Linked DNA regions of Mus musculus: regions 2 and 3 are each linked to region 1. The links are chromatin loops, found by intact Hi-C in ENCODE. Cell type or tissue: left cerebral cortex. All regions are shown on one strand. Links, peaks and the distances in the headings refer to the core of each region. The heading gives the core; the rest is flanking DNA. Region 1 overlaps Slc11a1 (solute carrier family 11 (proton-coupled divalent metal ion transporters), member 1). Region 2 overlaps Pnkd (paroxysmal nonkinesiogenic dyskinesia). Region 3 overlaps Pnkd (paroxysmal nonkinesiogenic dyskinesia).

What was found. Peaks named below come from ENCODE experiments on the same cell type or tissue, not always from the same donor. Only the 100,000 strongest peaks of a DNase experiment are listed, where the experiment ranks them.
Region 2: it touches region 1 in a loop (1.8-fold over the local background); 4 of 42 quality-filtered maps call a loop at or near these places.
Region 3: a loop joins it to region 1, with 6 times the contacts of the local background. A loop is called at or near these places in 15 of 42 quality-filtered maps.

What each region holds. Positions count from the first base shown.
Region 1 is chr1:74,383,551-74,389,467 of GRCm38, reverse strand. Slc11a1 (solute carrier family 11 (proton-coupled divalent metal ion transporters), member 1) reads right to left here. Exons shown (of 15, transcript NM_013612.2): 11 at 5,724-5,843; 12 at 5,295-5,444; 13 at 4,698-4,771; 14 at 4,174-4,327; 15 at 3,417-4,075. The coding sequence ends at 3,962. Among named protein-coding and RNA genes, the nearest start is that of Ctdsp1, 5.1 kb to the left of the region's middle. In left cerebral cortex, for the core only: a CTCF peak has its summit at 2,691 (motif pointing right); a DNase peak (open chromatin) is centred at 2,418; H3K4me3 peaks cover 1,106 bases; H3K27ac peaks cover 1,782 bases.
Region 2 is chr1:74,329,338-74,335,254 of GRCm38, reverse strand. All of the region lies in intron 2 of Pnkd (paroxysmal nonkinesiogenic dyskinesia), which reads right to left. Among named protein-coding and RNA genes, the nearest start is that of Tmbim1, 28 kb to the right of the region's middle. In left cerebral cortex, for the core only: a CTCF peak has its summit at 2,829 (motif pointing left); a DNase peak (open chromatin) is centred at 2,734; H3K4me3 peaks cover 1,905 bases; H3K27ac peaks cover 2,393 bases.
Region 3 is chr1:74,310,773-74,316,689 of GRCm38, reverse strand. The region is part of intron 2 of Pnkd (paroxysmal nonkinesiogenic dyskinesia); the gene reads right to left. Among named protein-coding and RNA genes, the nearest start is that of Tmbim1, 9.4 kb to the right of the region's middle. In left cerebral cortex, for the core only: a CTCF peak has its summit at 3,179 (motif pointing left); a DNase peak (open chromatin) is centred at 3,171.

The DNA.
Region 1 (5,917 bases), core at 1,116-5,115:
TGCCCTGTAAGCTCACACCAGTCCTCAGAAGCCACCCCAAACAAAGACCTATCACCCCCTTCAGGCCTTAGCTGGGGGGTCTCTTCGGGAGCCAGAGAGCCTAGAGTTCCCACCTTCTGCCAGAAGCTCCGTAGCCCTCGCCCTGTTCTAGTGCTATATTGTGAGGATTAAACTGCCAGTCCGGAGGGTGGGGGCAGTGTTTGTTTTTGTTTGTTTGTTTGTTTCCTTGCAGGGGAGCATGGCTCCATCTCTGCTGCCGTCTCCCCTCACCCAGCAGTTGGTGGTGGGCTTTACCCACACAATCTATTATGATTATTATTTATTATTTTATGTATATGAGTATACCAGACACACCAGAAGAAGGAATCCCATTACAGACGGTTGTGAGCCACCATGTGGTTGCTGGGAATTGAACTCAGGACCTCTGGGAGAGCATTCAGTGCTCATAACAGCTGAGCCATCTCTCCAGCCCCTAAGATGATTATTATTTTAATACTCATCCCCAAGAAAAACAATGGTGTGGACTGCTATCCGGGACTAAGCAGGATACTCTGGGGCACCTGAGACAAGGGTCCTTCCCTTCACCACCTCAGTTTCCTGCTTGTGGATGGACTGGACGGGAGGTCTGGTAGGACGCCCTCAGCTGGCTCCCCGGAAGCAGGTATGCGAGGACTGACTGGTGAAACCCTAAGGTAGGCCTCTTTCCTTAAATTCAATTTGAGTTTTGGGGCTGAGGTCTTTAGGGCCGCCACGGGGATGGAGGAGCACTAAGTGCCGGCCCCTGGCTGGAAATGGCCAACCTTATCCCTGATCTTGGGCCTTGGTAAGTCAGACAGGTTGGCTGAATTCCAACACTCCAGAGGCAGAGGCAGAGGCTGGCAGATGTCTGAGTTCAAGGCCAGTCTCTTCTACAAAGTGAGTTCCAGGGCAGCCAGGGCTACACAGAGAAACCCTGTGGTGTGGTGTGGGTTAAATCATTATTTTTGTGTGTGTGAGCATGTGTCACAAAACATGTGTGGAGCTAGAGAATCCACCCATGTGTGTCCCAAGGACAGAACTCTGGTCTTTGGGAATGGTGACTGGTATCCTGACATACTGAGCCATCTTGCTGACCCTAAGATTTATTATTGCTGTTGTTGTTGTATTTATTATTAATTTTGAGCAAGCCTCATTATGTAGCCTTTGCTGGACTGAAACTACTACTTAGCCGGAGCTGGCTTGCCTCCAGTGCACAGAGATCCACCTGCTTCTGTCTCCAGAGCGCTGATATTAAGGAGTGTGCTACAATGTCGCTAAGATTTATTTTTACGTATATGTGTTAGTGTATGCAGTGAGTGTTGGGGTGCCTTTGGAAGCTTGAAGAGTGTCCTGTCCCCTGAGCTGGGGTTCCAGGCTGTTGTTAGCTGCCATGTTAGCTTGTGCCAGAGGAGCTGGGAAGTTCAGTCCTATGGAGGTGAGTGTTCAGTAAGTGTTCTGGGCCAAACTTACCTTCTCAGCGCTCAATTCTAAGTCCTAAACACAACTAGTCATACGATCAGCTTCTCCCTCCTTCTGGGTCCCCCAGCCCCATTCCACAGCATCTGAGAACCAAGAATTGTGGACACACTCACTGACAGCCCTTTCTTATTTAACGTTCACAATCCTGTGCTCAGTGGTCTTCCTCTTTTTTTAGGGGCCGGGGGGCTCGAGACAGGGTTTCTCTGTACAGCCCTGGCTGTCCTGGAACTCACTCTGTAGTCCAGGCTGGCCTCGAACTCAGAAATCCGCCTGTCTCTGCCTCCTGGGTGCTGGGAATAAAGGCGTGCGCCACCACGCTCGGCCCAGTGGTCTTCTTAAACTCGCAGTGTCATCCTGCCAGTTCATTTTGCCCTCCCACCCCCTTGCCCTGAGAGCTCCTGGACAGACAGCTGACATCCTCTTTAATTCGGGACTTTTACCTCTCTTCCACTTCTAACCCAGGGCTTATCACAGAAAAAATTAAAAAATAAATGAAAAATAAATAAAGCACCCAATTAGTGCCAAGTGAATCGCTTGAATGTCCACCAAGTTGGGGGACACGGGAGAAATTAGAGGGGAATCTGGAGATGCTTTCTTTGCCAGCCCCCTACCCCTTTATTATCTCGGATCCCATCTTCTCCAGCAGCAGGCACCAAGGCGAGGGGAGGTACTCTTTCTTGCTCAGGCACCCAGACCTCTCCCTTAGCCACTCCTTTTGGGCCCACTCTTTTCATTGCCCTTTTAAGAAAGAGGAAATTCTTTTCATAAACAAGCGCCCCACTCTGAGCGGCCAGTCCACAGCCTTCCCAGCTGGGTTCCGGGTAATAGGAGCTGCTTTCAGACAGAGAACCTCCCCCAGGCTCTACCCTGGGAAAAGGCTCCCCGGTCACCCCTTCCCCCGTGCGGCTCTGGGCTGTTCTAGGCTACAGTGCAAGGAACCGGAGGAGTCAGGAGGAGGGACTTAGGGGAGCCTAGAAACTGCCTAGGGAGCGTCTGCAATGTGCTAGGTCTACACAGGGCGAAGGGTTCCGGGACGCTGACTGCGGAGGAGGGGGTTCCCCGCCCACACCGCTACTCCCTACCCGGGCGCGGAGGTGGCTTCTGCGGCCCTGGGAGAAAGCACCCTCCTCTCACCTGTGTCCCGCTTGCCCTTGAAGGAGGACAGGGCCTAGGCCGGAGTGTGGGCGCCCGGGAGAGTCCCTGCCCCTAGGGGGAGCTGAGAGTGAAGTACAGGGAACCCTAATAGCGCAGCGTGGGAGTCAGGTCAGCCCAGTTCCCTGGGGAGATGGCAAATGAATTGGGCCTTGAGGCACAGACTTTTGGGTTCTTTATGGTCTGGCTCCTGACAGAGAAGGAGCACTTTCTAGGTTTTACTCTCTGGAAAATAGGTTTCCGTACAGTCATTTGGAGGGTTCGGGTTTTGGCGTTTAGATTTTCTAGCGCTTTGGAACAGAGGGGAGCTACCCTTTGGTTCATCGGACGATTTCTATTTTTTTAAGTTTCTTCCAGTCCGACTCTTCCTCCCCCCAAGTTTGTCAGGTCCTCCTCCTCCTCCTCCTCCTCCTCCTCCTCCTCCTCCTCGTCCTCCTCGTCCTCGTCCTCCTCCTCCTCCTCCTCCTCCTCCACTTTCCTTCCTTCTTTTTACTTCCTTCTTGAGACAGGCTCTCAGGTAGCCCAGGTTGGACTCGAACTCAGTTTATTTTATTATTGATTGATTAACTGGGTTTTTTAGAGACAGGGTTTCTCTGTGTAGCCCTGGCTGTTCTGGAACTCACTTTGTAGACCAGGCTGGCCTTGAACTCAGAAATCCACCTGCCTCTGCCTCCCAAGTGCTGGGATTAAAGGCGTGCACCATCACTGCCCAGCTTGGACTCACTTTTTAGGAGGATAACCTAGAACTCTTTAAGATTTTTTTTTTAAGATTTATTTATTTTATATATGTGAGGACACTGTTGTTGTCTTCAGACACACCAGAAGAGGGATCCCATTATGGATGGTTGTGAGCCACCATGTGGTTGCTGGGAATTGAACTCAGGACCTCTGGAAGAGCAGTCCGGTGCTCTTAACAGCTGAGCCGTCTCTCCAGAGACCCGACCTAGAACTCTTTAGGACTCCTCCCTTCATCTTCCACGAGCTGGAGTGAGACAATGGAGTTGTGGCAGTTCTGTTTGAGGTGTTCTGGGAACTGGAGTCACCTTCAGTTGAAAGCCACCACGTTGATGCTGGGAATTGAATCCCCATCTTCTGAAAGGGTGGTGGCTAGTGTTCTTCACACCTGAGCCATCTCTCGCCCCAGGCACTGTGTTTTTTAAGTCTCTTAGGTTGTGGTGATAAGAATGGTGTCATTATTCCGAGGTAAAGCACTTGTCCAAACTGGAAACCGGTAATCCAGAAAGCCAGTAGGGGACCTCCAATTGCTCTGCTGTGTCTGCCCTGTTGCCTCTTTGCTTGCTGGATGCCGCGGTCACCCGGAACCCTGCACGCCTCCCTGCTCCTCGTTAGGGAGCCCATATAAGAAGTGCTTGTGGGAGCTGTGGGTCAGGAAGGTGGCTCCGTGGGCGATGCAACAGGTCCAGGCCTGGGGAAGGACCATGAGTTGAGGAGAGGCCAGAGCGCCTCAGAAGCCCCCTGTGTCTCCCTCTCCTGCCCTCCCTGCCCCGTGGCTGACCCCAGTACCAGATAAGCAGTCAGGCCCAAGTAACCTATTGCGAACAGAGCCACAAGGCCAAAGTAGGCAGGGTGCGGGAGGCTGGGCAGGTAGCTGATCACAAAGTACAGGTTGATGGCGCAGACTAGCGCCATGATGCACGAAGTGATGGCTTTGCTCATCCTGGGGGAAAAATGGATGCTCAGGGCTGGCTGAAAACAGCCGGGCCTCCTGGATGGTCTCCCCACCTCAGGACACCCCTATCCTCAGGACTGCCTGAATGCTCTAGAGCAGATAGACCCAGTTAGCCACTTGGAGGCACTTCAGGCTCCATCACTGACTTGGCAAGGGGTGTGGTGAGGTTAAGCCCGGGGTTCTAGAAACTGCCCCACCAAACCCTGGTTCCCATACTTAGTAGCTGTGTGACACTAGGCAAGTTCTTTATGGTCTTGGGGCCTTGGTTTCATGGGAAGGTGGAGATAACAGTTGTTGCCTCTGAGTGGCTGAGAGTAGAGAAAGCTGGACCGTGGTGGTCGGGGAAGGGCGTACTCACCGGCCGTTGGCAAACTCCTGCATGACAGCTGGCATGCTGGTGAAAGTCAAAATGGGCAGTACAGCGAAGGGCAGCTGTGGGCAGGGTGGAGACTGAGGCTGAGAGACCCTGCCTTGGCACAGCAGGGTGTGGGAGTGGGGAGTTCTGCCTCTCCTCTGGCTGGGAGCCTTTGGGGACGTTCCCTAAGAGCCCTGAGCAGCCGGGCAGTGGTGGACTTTAATCCCAGCACTTGAGGCAGAGGCAGGTGGATTTCTGAGTTCAAGGCCAGCCTGGTCTACAGAGTGAGTTCCAGGACAGCCAGGGCTACACAGAGAAACTCTGTCTTGAACCCCCCCACCCCACCCCACCCAAAAGAGCCCTGAGCAGTATTCTGTGTCTCAAAAGTGTGCAGGGCTCTCAGACTGCTGTTATTTGAATGTCAGCTCAGCCTCCAGTCAACCAACCCAATGCACTGATTTTTCTATCTGTGGAATGGGGACAGTGGGGCCTCTTGTTTTTTAGTGTGGCTGTAGAATCCTGTGAGTGTTTAGGGCAAACCCCATAGGACTGTTGGAGGGTAGGGAGGGAGCTGCTATGTTCCTAGACCATGGGGCTCACCAGTAGACTCTGCAGAACATTGAGTAGATCGTTGAGGCCGGACAGGTCCTTCAGGTCTCGGAAGACAGCCACCAACACAGTGGGCAGGATGGCGCAAGAGCGCGTGAGAAGGACCCGAGCGAAGCGGGACCACCGCAGCTTAAGGAAACCCTGGGTGGGACCAAGCATCCTGGTGGGGCTACTTGGCCTCCGTTGTCTCAGACAACCCCTCCCCCATGCATTTGTTTGTCTTGGAAATGGGGGTTAGATCTGACTCCTGTTGGTGGGAGAAAGGACGAGTGGGAGAGGGAGGATTCCCATAACTGGTTTGCTGAATATGGAACGCCTTTGGGGGATTCTGATTGTCATCTTACCCTTCTGCAACTCAGAAAGACCCAGCGTCCAAGCCTCTAGCAGTGTGTCTGCTATCTTTGGGCCCTCGATACCCACCTCCATCACGAACTGTCCTGCATAGGTGCCGGTCATAGTAGAACTCTGCCCCGCTGCCAGGAGACCTACTGCCCAGATGTAGAGGGCCGCAGGGCCAAAGAGACAGCCTAGGATCACACCCTAAAAGGAGGAGGCGTGATCAGACAGAGGCCCCACCCAATAGACGCCTTACCCTCGGACAAGGCGTGGCCAAA
Region 2 (5,917 bases), core at 820-4,819, 54 kb after region 1:
CTGCCACGTTTCCTGCCGGTATCCCTGCCCCACTCTGAAGGTTAGCAGTGTCTCCCCTCAAGGGACTGGACTAATTGTTTCCCAGACCACAGACCAGCAGGAGCTGGAAATCCTATTTCAGGCACACCCTTCTGCTCTGCAAGTTTGGAAAGTCGATTCTAAGACAATCTGGAAATCTAGACAAAGGAAAGCCTCATGGAACAACTGAATTCTGAGAAAAAAAATTCTTTTAGATTTATTTTTTGTTTATGGGTGTTTTGCCTGCATGTGTATCTGTGCGGCATGTTTGTGTCTGGTGCCCTCAACAGAGGTCAAAGGTGAATATTAGAGCCCCTGGAACTGTAATTATGAATAGTTATGAGCTACCGTGTGGGTTCTGGGACCTGAGTTGGAGTTCGCTGCAAGAGCAGCCAGTCCTTAATCAGCTGAGCCATCTCTCCAGCTCAGAACACTGAGTTCTAAGCCTGGGTGGTAGTATGTACCTAATTGAGCATGGGGCTAAGGCAGGATGGCTGCAAAGTTTGAGGCCAGCCTGGGAGACAGAAAGATCCTATCTCAACCCCCAAATATCCCCCTTCTCCCCCAAAAAGAATTATGAAGAAGCTCCCTCAAGAAATCAAACTTAAGGGATGTGAAAAACTCCCAAGTCTCAAGTCTAGGAAGACCCAGACTCTTGTGGTTTTGATAATGTGATTACTGGCATTCTGATCTTAGGAATTCTGGTTCTAGTTCCTCACGGAAACTCCCGTTTTCCACTTCCTCTGACATTTGTGTGACTTCAAGCTTACCAATTTTGGATGCTAAAAGTAGATTTAAAATCTCTTCTCTAAATAGAGTTACATAATTCCCAGAAATTTTGTGATAAAAACTAAAAAAAAAAAAAACAAAAACAAAAAAAAACCCAAACCAAAGCAAATGGGCACACAGGTACATGCACACACATATGTATACACATACATACACACAGGCACGTACACAGGCATATGCATAGGCATATACACATGCACATATACATACACATGCATACACAATGCATACACATGCAAACACCATACATACACATACACATCCATACATACACGCAAGGCCCATAAATCTAGTGACTATGGGTGTGTAGATGAGTGATAGAGCACATATCATCATGTGGCTCTAGGTTCAGTCTCCAGCACCAACCAACCAACCAAATTACAAAGAAACCAAACAAAATAAAACCTCACACCTGGTTCCAAAATCCAGGTACAAAGCACAGTGATAGTCACAAACCTTGGTTAGGTATGGTGGTACACACCTGTAATGACAGCACCTAGAAGACTGGAGGACCACAAGTTCAAGACGAGCTTGGGATACATTGTGAGACTGTCCTACCAAGCCAGCCAGCTAAACAAAAACTCTGCCACCTCATGACTTTAATGCTAAAAACAAAAAACAAAACCCACAAAGTAATGGCGATTTGGTCAGAGCATTATCTAGAATGTTTTTTCAGCCCACTAGGCTTTTATATTTCTACTTTAGAGACCATAAAATGGAGCTCCAGGCCTGAAGTTTTGGGGAGCAGTGGGGGGGGGGTGTGGCCTGGGGAGGGAGGAAGGGTGAATTGCACAGTGTCTTCTCTGAAACTAAGGAAATTCCCTGTCTTAGGTGTTCCCAGGAATCTGGGCACAGACCAAGATTCCCGTCTTTACATCAATTTCCCTAAACTGTGGTCTGAGGTCCTTCCCAAGAGCCCCTCAGAAGCTCGTCTCCCGGTTTCTTCCCTGCTTCTGAATGCAGAAGAACAGTGATGACTATCACTCTTGCTAGGGGCAGAGAGGAGATAGTTGGCTAGGGGAAAGACACGGGAGGTCCTCGGCTGGCTGTTGGGTCAAATTTCACAGCCGAGGGCTTTGGGTGCCAGCAGTGGAAGGTAAAAGAGACAGAGCTAGGTTGACCTAAAGAGTTGAACTATGAGGAGGACAGAATGACCCACCCAGAGGTGTGGAGTGTTGGATGATGCGCAGAAGGACAGGAGCATACGGAGTAAAGTTAGACATCTAGGGCATGCTTTTACTCTTGCACCTGAGATAGGGAGCCGGATTTGCTGACCTCTGCCCTGCGGCCGGGTGAGCTCTTCCCTGAACCAGTTCCCGCACTCCCTGGGCTCCAGCATCTTACTTGGCCCTCATCTCCCTGAGTCTTCTGGCTTCCTGCCCTACTAATTCAGATCTGTGCCCCTAATCCTCTTTTCCTACCCATCCCATCCAATTCTTCGGTCCTTCAACTCTTTGCTTTCTTAACTCAGAACGAACTCAGCTTGTTTCTCCATCCTTCTGGCCGGTGGTTTAGAAACCCCTAATCCAAGACATCCGGCACACACACACACACACACACACACACACACACACACACCCCGGTATCCTTTCTGCGTCCTTTCTCCTAGTGTGCCCACCTTCCCGAGCCTGCACAGATCGGAGCCTGGGCACTAACCCGATTCGGAAGAGCAGCCGCTGGCTGCGCGTCATGAGGAGGCCGCGGAAACCCCGCTGTTCTTGGCAGCTGCGGGGACTCAGGAGCAGCACGAAGGCGAAGAATAGCAGCCAACAGCCGGAGACCCACAACCAAGGCGCGAGCCAGCCCTGCCAAGCCATGCTGGGGGCCGGGACCGGGGGCGGGGCTTGGCGTTGCTAGGCGACGGCCCCGCCCCGGCCCCTGGTGCGGAGAGGCGGGGCTCCCAGCACCTGCGCGCTAGGGTGCGATGGCACTTGGCTCCGCCCACTACATCGCGTTCAGACCCGGCTCCTCGCCAGCTACGGCCTGGCACGCGCTGCGAATCCCTAGGCTAAGTACAGACTGGCTCCTCCCCCTACTGGTGGGTCTGGAGGCGGAGCTCTAGCTAGCATAACCGCGTGCTAACCAGTGTCCGTATAGGCAGAGTCTTGTGAGAGGACAGAAGACAAGCCCTCCTTCTTCCTGTGCAGGGGAGAGACCTTGGAGTGGTCCTCCTGAAGAGAAACCTTAGACTCCTAAACTTTACCAGCTAGAAGACAACCTGGAGTTCGTTGGATCTTCTACTGTTCATTTATTCATTCACTAAATTGAAGGCATTGTGCCAGGTTTTCAGGTGGTCAAAAGACCAGAGAGCCCAGAGGTAGCTTAGAGGATCAACACTTGCTACCAAACCTGCTGCCCTGTGTGAATCCTTGGACCCGCTTGGTGAAAGGAGAAAATCACTCCCACAAGTTGTGGAGGGCTATGGTGCCTGAGACCACACAAATACACTGTATTCAGGCTGGGGTAGTAGTTTGATGGTGTAGCATGTGCCAGACCCTGGGCTCAATCCCTAACAGGGAAGATGGGTGCATTCCTGGAACCTACACTATAGAATGCAGTAAGGAGAATAAGTGGGCAAACAAATAAAATTGCATGTATACACATGTGCATATGTTATGTGCTCACAAACATGGATGCGATGAGAAACAGTGGTACGTATAGGGAAGCGAATAGGGGAATCAATATGGAACACATTGGATCAATTTAGATGGGGAGGGCATGTGATATTTCACCCAGAAGAGAGGCCACAGTCCACGGAGACTTTATCAAGGTTATGCAGCCATGCGTGGGAGAGCCAGGTCTAGCAGTTAGACATCCTCAGTTCCATGCCCAGTCTGGTTTCCACATCTGTGGCTCCTCGCCCTATTACTACTGCCTTCCTAATGAGTTCTAGAAGCTGTTCTGGCCAATGGAGTGGAGATGGGTGTGAGAGCAAGTGTGTCTCAATGTCCAAATTGAGGCACAAAGGAGCCAGGGCTGGGCTGTGTGCAGTCTGCCTTGCCTAGCCTTCTGCAGGAAGTGAAGGAAACTCTGCTAAGTCAGGCTGGCCATCACTCCCACTGGGAGGAAGCTGGAGGGAAGCAGGTGAGGAAATGCTCTTGCTTCCCACCCTGCTTGTTGTGCTCAGCCTGAGAGCCCTAGATAATCACACCCCACATCTGTGGTCTCAGAGTCGGTCACAGCACACTGTGCAGCTGAAGGTTCCTATGTATAATTTTCTACTTCATTCTCCCTCCCTCACACCCCAACAAAGAGCCAAGGGGTGGATTAAAGTCTCCCTAAACTGCACTGCAGTCCACCCAATTCTTGCTTTAACCTGAGAGCCCCAGGCACTCGGTTTCTCTTCTGTTGGAACATCTGAGGGAGGGACAACCTGTACTTGCCCTGTCTCTTCCCTAAAGTTTTACTTCTCTGTGCCCTGGCACAGGAAAGGGTGAAGCTGCCAAGGCCTGGGGGATTGAGGGGGGGGGATGAGAGGAAGACCAAAAAGCAAAAACACAGAAGGCATGACCAGTACAGGAGAGTTTGTGTCTCTCTCTGTCTCTGTACATGCAATGTTGAAGGATTGTGGGTCATTGTGAACATAGCCTGCTGCAGGGAGGGCTCTGTAAAGCAGTATTATATGGAGAGATTAGGGTGCAGTCCCTGTAATCTGAAACAGGAAATGCAGGCTCAGGCATGACCCTGCAGAAGACACAATTTAATCTTTAACCTCAGCCCCGGCCCCACCATGAGCAGGTGCTTGCACACACACACACGTGTACACACACACACACGTGTACACACACACACACACACACACACACACACACATACACACACCACTCATTTATAGATAATAAACTCAAGATACTGTTTATGAACTCCTTGGAGTCACAGCGGGGCTGGGGATAGAGAGTGAAGGGCAGTGTCTGTGCAAACTCACGCAAGCTCAGGGAGCCAGCCTCTCCTGCTCTGGTGTGTTCTGGAGGGTACTCCATGACTGCTCCTCATCTGCCGTAGCTCTCCCTTGTCCACGAGAATCTGCTGTTCTAGCAAGCTAGATGCTATTCACCTTCTTCCTGCATTCTGCCCTGTGATACCTAACGACTCACAATTTCTAGAACTGACCATATTGTTTTGCATTCCCGTGCCTTTGTATACACTGTGTTCTGTCTGGAGTGCTGCTCACTCTTTGTTCCATAGATTCAGATCTCATGTGCTCTCCTGTGCAAGCACGCACTTGTGCATTCCGTGCCCTTTGGTAGGATACTCATGCCACGCCTTCCCACTTGCTCACTGTATCAGCATGTAATCTCAGGCTTCACTAGCCTTCTTCAGAGTGGAGACTATAATTTAATGTATTCTTCTTCAGCTTGCCAGTGGCTGGCATGGTGCCACCTGCATATTAAATACTTACTAAATGTTCTTTGAAATGTCAAAGTCCCATCCACAGCCCACAGGGCCTCTGCTCCATAGCTGAGCCTATGTTTCCAACCTCCTCAAATGACAACATTCTTCTGCTTATCACTTTGGGTTGGTCGCTTGGTCCCTCAAAAGTACCAAGGTTGTTACCACTTTGGGCCCTATGAAGTTAATCTCTGTGTCAACTTGATAAGATCTAGAATCACCTGAGAGGTGGGCCTCTTTGCCTGTGGGGGATTGTTTTCATTAGGCTAATTGAGGTGAGATCATGTGGGCAGCACCATTCCCTGGGCTGCAATCTGATCTGTATTTAAAGGAATTTAATGATCCCCTTTTCCTAATTATGAATGAGATATGACCAGCTGCTTGCAGGCTTCTGCTATCTTAACTTCCTTGCTGTGATGCAATGTAGTCCTCAACTGTGAGTTAAAGTGACACCCCTCCACTGTTTTGGTCCCAGATAGAGACAGGCAGATCTCTGTGAGTCTGAAGCCAGCTTGGTCTGTATAGTGAGTTCTGGGCCAGCAAGGGCTACGTAGTTGAGACCTTGTCTCAAAGCCAAAACAAAATCCATTTTCTCCCTTGAGTTACTTTTCTCGGGGCATTTTATCACAGTAACGGGAAAGGAAACTGAGACAGGCCCTTTGCACATGCTCCTTCCACTTGGAAGATGAAAAACAATCTACACCTTAATTGTGACACTCTG
Region 3 (5,917 bases), core at 1,324-5,323, 73 kb after region 1:
GTGGGGGTGGGCTGCACATATGGCTTGTAGTGGTAATGGGCATGCTTTGAGTCTTCAGAACAGGTGCTGGGCTGGCTCCCGCTGCCCTGTGGCCTGTGACTGACTTAACTGGATTCTTGCTCTCAGGCTCTAGCCTCCTAACCCACACTCACAGTGAGTGGCTTTTTCCTGAGGTAGGCCCATGTTTATGTCCCACATGAAGGACCTCTCCCTAAGGAGACCCATGAGGTCCGTAGGGCTGACCCTGGCCACCTGCCCAGTCTCCTCATGTCCAGGGCCTGACCCTCTCTCTTTGAAGTTTCTGGAACACTCAGAGGTTGTCTAGCTTCGGGGGTTATCTCCACCACCTCCCCACATCCTGTTCCCTCACTATTACCCTCAAGGATGAGGTCTCTCTCTCTCTCTCTCTCTCTCTCTCTCTCCTTCAGTCTAATAGAGGTTTCCTCTGAGAAGCCTCTCTAGATGAGGTGCCTCACTTTACTTATGTTCATTTTTCTTCAGTTTCTCTTAAAATTAGCTTTGTTGTGTTTGTTTTGTTTTGAGACATGGTTTCCCTGTGTAGCCCTGGCTGTCCTGGGAATCACTCTGTAGCCCAGGTTCGCCTTGAACTCAGAGATCCATCTGTTTTTGCCTCCAGAGTGTTTGCATTAAAGGTGCTTGTCAGCACCACCCAGCCTTTTTTGGTTTTTCCAGACAGGGTTTCTTTGTATGTAGCCCTGGCTGTCCTAGAACTAGTTCTATAGACAAGGCTGGTCTCAGACCCACAGAGATTTGCCTCTTGAGTGCTAGGATTAAAGGGATACACCACCATCGCCCCACTAAAGCAACTTTTTATTATGGGGATTTTTTTTCTCCTTAAAAACAGGGTTCTCGGGTTGGAGAGATGGCTCAGCAGTTAAGGGCACTGCTCTTCCAGTTGACTTAGGTTCAATTCCCAGCACCCACATGGCAGCTCACAACTGTCTGCAACTCCAGTCCCAGGGAATCTGACATCCTCACCCAGACAGAAATGCAGCAAAACACCAATGCACAATAGATAGATAGATAGATAGATAGATAGATAGATAGATAGATAGATAGATAGATAAGAAAGACAGAACTCACTACAAGTAGCCCTGGCTGACCTAGAACTCAATCTGTAGATCAAGCCAACTTCCAACTTATAGAGGTTCAACTGACTCTGACTCCCGAATGTAGAGATTAAAGATGTGCTACCATACCTAGTGGAGAATTTATTTTGAAGACAGGAACTCACTGGAAGCTCAGGTCAGTTTCCATCTTCCAGGAATCCCCCTGCCCCAGATTCCTGGGTTGTGCATCATTAAGTCGTGCTATTATGTTGATTCTGCCTGATTCTTCTGAGGAAGCTGAAGCAGACTATTACAAGTTCAAGGCCTATGTGGTCTATAGATGAGTTCAAGGTCACTCTGGGGCAGTTTAGCGAGACTTTATCTTGAAATAACACAAACACAAAACAAACTGAAGCTAATCTTGGTTGTCAATTTGACACACCCAGGAAGAAGGAATTGCCATTGAGAAATTGCCTCGGTCAGATGCCCATCCTGTAGGCATTTCTGAGGAACATTTCTTGATTGTTACCTGCTGCAGGAGGGCCCAGCCCACAGTGGGCAGCACCACCCCTAGGCAGGTGAGTCCGGCTGTATAAATGAGGTAGCTGACTTTTCTGAGCTGTGGTCTTTGAGAGCTAGCCAGTAAGCAGCATTCATTGCTGGTCTCTGCTCCAGTTCCTAGCCAGGTTCCTGCCCTGACTTCCCTTTCCTCCCAGAGTTGCTTTTGGCTGTGGTGTTTTAAACAAACAACCAGAAAAGCAGGAAAAAACTGAGCAGACTTTTACAAACACACCGCCTACCTCCAATGCCTCATCTACAGGTAACAGGTCAGGGGATTCTCAAACATTTTGGCCATGGATCTCAGTAACACACATTTTATACACGTTACAAGCTATCCTCCCTCCACTCCACCCAGGAACTTTAATTAAAACATTAATTAGTTTGAGGCAGACAAATCCCGCCTGGAGGGGAGCTACTGGCACCTGAGAGCAGCTGAAGGAGGGAGTCGGTGTTCCTTAAGAACGTAGCTCCTGAAGCACTCTGGAGGCAGAGGCAGGCAGATTTCTGAGTTCGAGGCCAGCCTGGTCTACAAAGTGAGTTCCAGGACAGCCAGGGCTACACAGAGAAACCCTGTCTTGAGAAACCAAAAAAAAAAAAAAAAAGAAAGAAAGAAAAAAAGAAGGTAGTTCCTGGAAGACTGAGCACACTCCAGTGGAACCCTGTGCAAGCATCAAGAGAATGTGAGCAGCAGATTGCACTTGATAGGATTTTTGTTTGTTTTGTTTTTTGAAGAAAACAAAGTTGTTTGGTTTAGGGAAGTGGGGTGAATATGAGAGGGGTTAAAATGGCCAAAACACAGCCAGGCATGGTGGCGCACGCCTTTGATCCCAGCACTCAGGAGGCAGAGGCAGGCAGATTTCTGAGTTCGAGGCCAGCCTGGTCTACAAAGTGAGTTCCAGGACAGACAGGGCTACACAGAGAAACCCTGTCTCAGAAAAACAAAAAAAACAAAAAACAAAACAAACAAACAAAAAAATCAAACACATGTGTGTGTGTGTGTGTGTGTGTGTGTGTGTGTGAGAGAGAGAGAGAGACAGAGACAGAGACAGAGAGAGGCAGAGAGAGAAACAGAGAGGGAGAGAGGCAGAGAGAGAGAGAGGCAGAGAGAGAGAGAGAGAGAGAGAACCATGTGCCTGCGGGAGTCTGTTCTCTCCTTTACCTACCATGTGATTCCCAGGGATCCAACTTTGTTTGAGGTTTGGCAGCAAGCTCTTTACCTGCTGAACCTCGTTGGTGATCCCTTGTGGCTTTTTAACATAAATCTCCCCCCAATCTGATGCTGTGATAAAGCGTGGATTGAAGGGGGAATGACATTTTAGACTTAGATCCACACACTAGACATACACAGTAAGTAAAGAGGAAACGGAAGTGCACTGAGCAATATTTCCTACCTTATTTAGTCTGTTTTATTATATTTGTTAGTTCTGGCTAGGATCCTCTATTTTGAACATAGCATTGAGAGCACTGAGTGAATGTTCTTCCAACTGTGTCTCTGCAAAATCGTCGGCACCTACCTTCTTGTCAAGCATTGGTAGCCAGATCATGCCATCTAGTGGTCATGCCTAGATCTGTGTCTTTCTCTTACTGAGATGTCAATGGGATTCGGGTGCTTATGATAAGAAAGCAAACTAATACAGAGTGGATCTAGGGGGCTCATGCTTGTAATTCTAGCACTTAGCAGGTGCAAGGAAGAGGATGAAGAATTCAAGGCTAGCTTAGGCCAGCCTGGGTTACATGTGAGCTGGTCTCAAAAACTAAAAATGTCTGGTCCAGGCTAGGCTAGGCACCTTATAGTGAGGTAAAGGGTTAACTATGGTCTACACCTTGCCCCACAGAGCTGTTCTGTATGGTAGCTACTACCCACTTAGGACTACTGAGACTTGAAGTATACTTAGTGTAAAACCAAATTTTGTTCCATTTTTTTTCTAATTTCAGATCAAATTACTTTTTGTGGGACTAGAAAGAGGCAGTGAGGTCATGGTATCTGGACAGTAGAACACTTGCCTGACATATGTGCGACCCTGGCTTTAATCGCCGGCTTCAGTCCCTACACAGGGGGAAACGTGCTAAGATCAATACATCGTTGAGCCTGATGTGGTCACAGCACTGTCAGAGGCAGAGCTGGAAAGCTGGGAGCCAGAGGTAGGAATCTGGTAAACACTTGGAACACAGTGCAGGCCTGGGAAGGCAGGGCCTGTGTAAGGTCAGAGTGAGAAGCCAGTACGTGGTGATGATTCTCAGAGATGGATTTCTTAGATATGTAAGAAGAATGTTAAAGGGAGCTTCCTGATTGGGAGGCTGAGGTAGGGAGAAACAAAAGATGGAGGAAGTCATCCATAGCATAGGAGCAGGGGCTGGGTGGGCAAACTCAATCCTGAACACTCCAAACAGGCCTGATGGCTCAAGAGACCAAGATACAAGGTGGCCCTGGGCAGGGAATAAGGATTCAGCGTGATCCGGACCCTGCTGAGAATCCTGGCCTAGGCAACTTCATCCCAATAGGTCCTGAGATCAAGCTCATCTGAGTCACTGGGCGGGCTCCCTCCAGACCTGTAACAAGGGACTTTTCAACTTTGCCCCAAGCACTTGACAACTACTATTTTTAAACCTTACAAACACATTCTATTATTACCTCTCTTTGTACAGACACAGCCACCAAGGCACAGAGTAGTTAAGGACCAGCCCCAAGGTCCCACAGCCACCAGTGATTATAACTTGGAGTTGGCTAGTGGCTCCCCTGGGGCCTGAGCTTACAGCTGGCCCTCGGGTCTGGAGGGAAACATTCCCCCAGGGCATTTGCACTTTTTTCACAAGCATCTCGGATGATTCCGATGGTCAGAGAAGCTGGACAGGGGACCCTGGCCCTGGCCTTGCCTTGGTGGATGCCAGATAGGGTCCAGCTTCCTTATTCCACAGCTCACTTCCATTTCTAGTTGGGTCTGTTTACACAGCACCACAGGACTATTCCTAATGTGCTACATCCACTCCAGTAGGGACTCGTGTCACAGACAGGTTTAAAAGTCTGGAAGCAGTCACGAGGCAAAGAGTTTCAAGGAAACTTAGCCTCCTGGAACCTTGGCATTCCCATAGCTAAACTGCCCCAGATTTGTCCCTGCAATATTGTGGAAGGTCTTGCGTGCTTTCTTACAGTATTTTACTGGCTAAGAGATAGAAGTCTCAGGGCAAGCTTAGCAAAGTATACTTAGAATCTTCATTACAGCCAGGTATAGCAGACTACATTGCATATTGGTGAATTCTTCTGACAAATGAAAATTCCCTACAGATACTTAAAAGAACTGCCAAGTTACTTTCATATGCAAGTATTTACCAAGGCCTAGGAAAAAGGGGGTTGTGGATTTGCATTATTCATAAGGTCTGCTAGAGCAGAACCCCCTGGTGCTAGCTTTCACAAGGCTCAAAGGAGAAGGACAAATTGTGACTAGGGTGTGAAATCCTTACCAGTCATTAATTGACTCTAGCTAGGCAGGGCTGTTTTATCTTTACTGTAAACACTACCTGGTTCCTGTCAGCCCTTTGAAGCCATTCCTTGTCTTGTGTAAGACAGTTTAAATGTACCTTGCCTGCTGTGACACCCTACTCCTTTGTTTTCTGTATTATATAAGACTGCTGTTTGCTTTGTGAAAAATTACATTAAGATTCAGCACTCCCTTGTGTCTGGGTCTGTCAATTCTCGCCAACTCCTTGCCCACCTGTCTGGAACCTTGATTCCCCATGGGTTGAGAGGGGCTGACTGAGCCTGGTCCATGGCACTCATGTCTTTTTCTTTAAAAAAATTTTTTTTAAATTATTTACTTTATTCGTATGAGTACACTGTAGGTGTCTTCAGACACACCAGAAGAGGGCATCAGATCTCATTGTGGGTGGTTGTGAGCCACCATGTGCTTGCTGAGAATTGAACTCAGGACCTCTGGGAGAGCAGTCAGTGTTCTTAACCACTGAGTCATCTCTACAGCCCTGATTATTATTGTTTTTGAGACAAGACCTCACCATGTAGCTTTGGCTGGCCTGGGATCTGTTAGGAAGACTAGGCTGGCCTTGAACTGATGGAGATCCACCTGTATCTGCTTCCCCAGGAGGATAAGGATTAAAGACATCCACCACTACACCCAACAAAGTCCAATATTTTATCAATAGGATTTTTTCTCTTTTCTGTTCAAGATGGAGCGACCTCTATCAATTGGTTTTGACATCAAATGCCTGTTGTTTTCTTGCTAGAATGCACATTTTCACCTAAATTGTCCCTGATGTCCAAACCCTATAACACT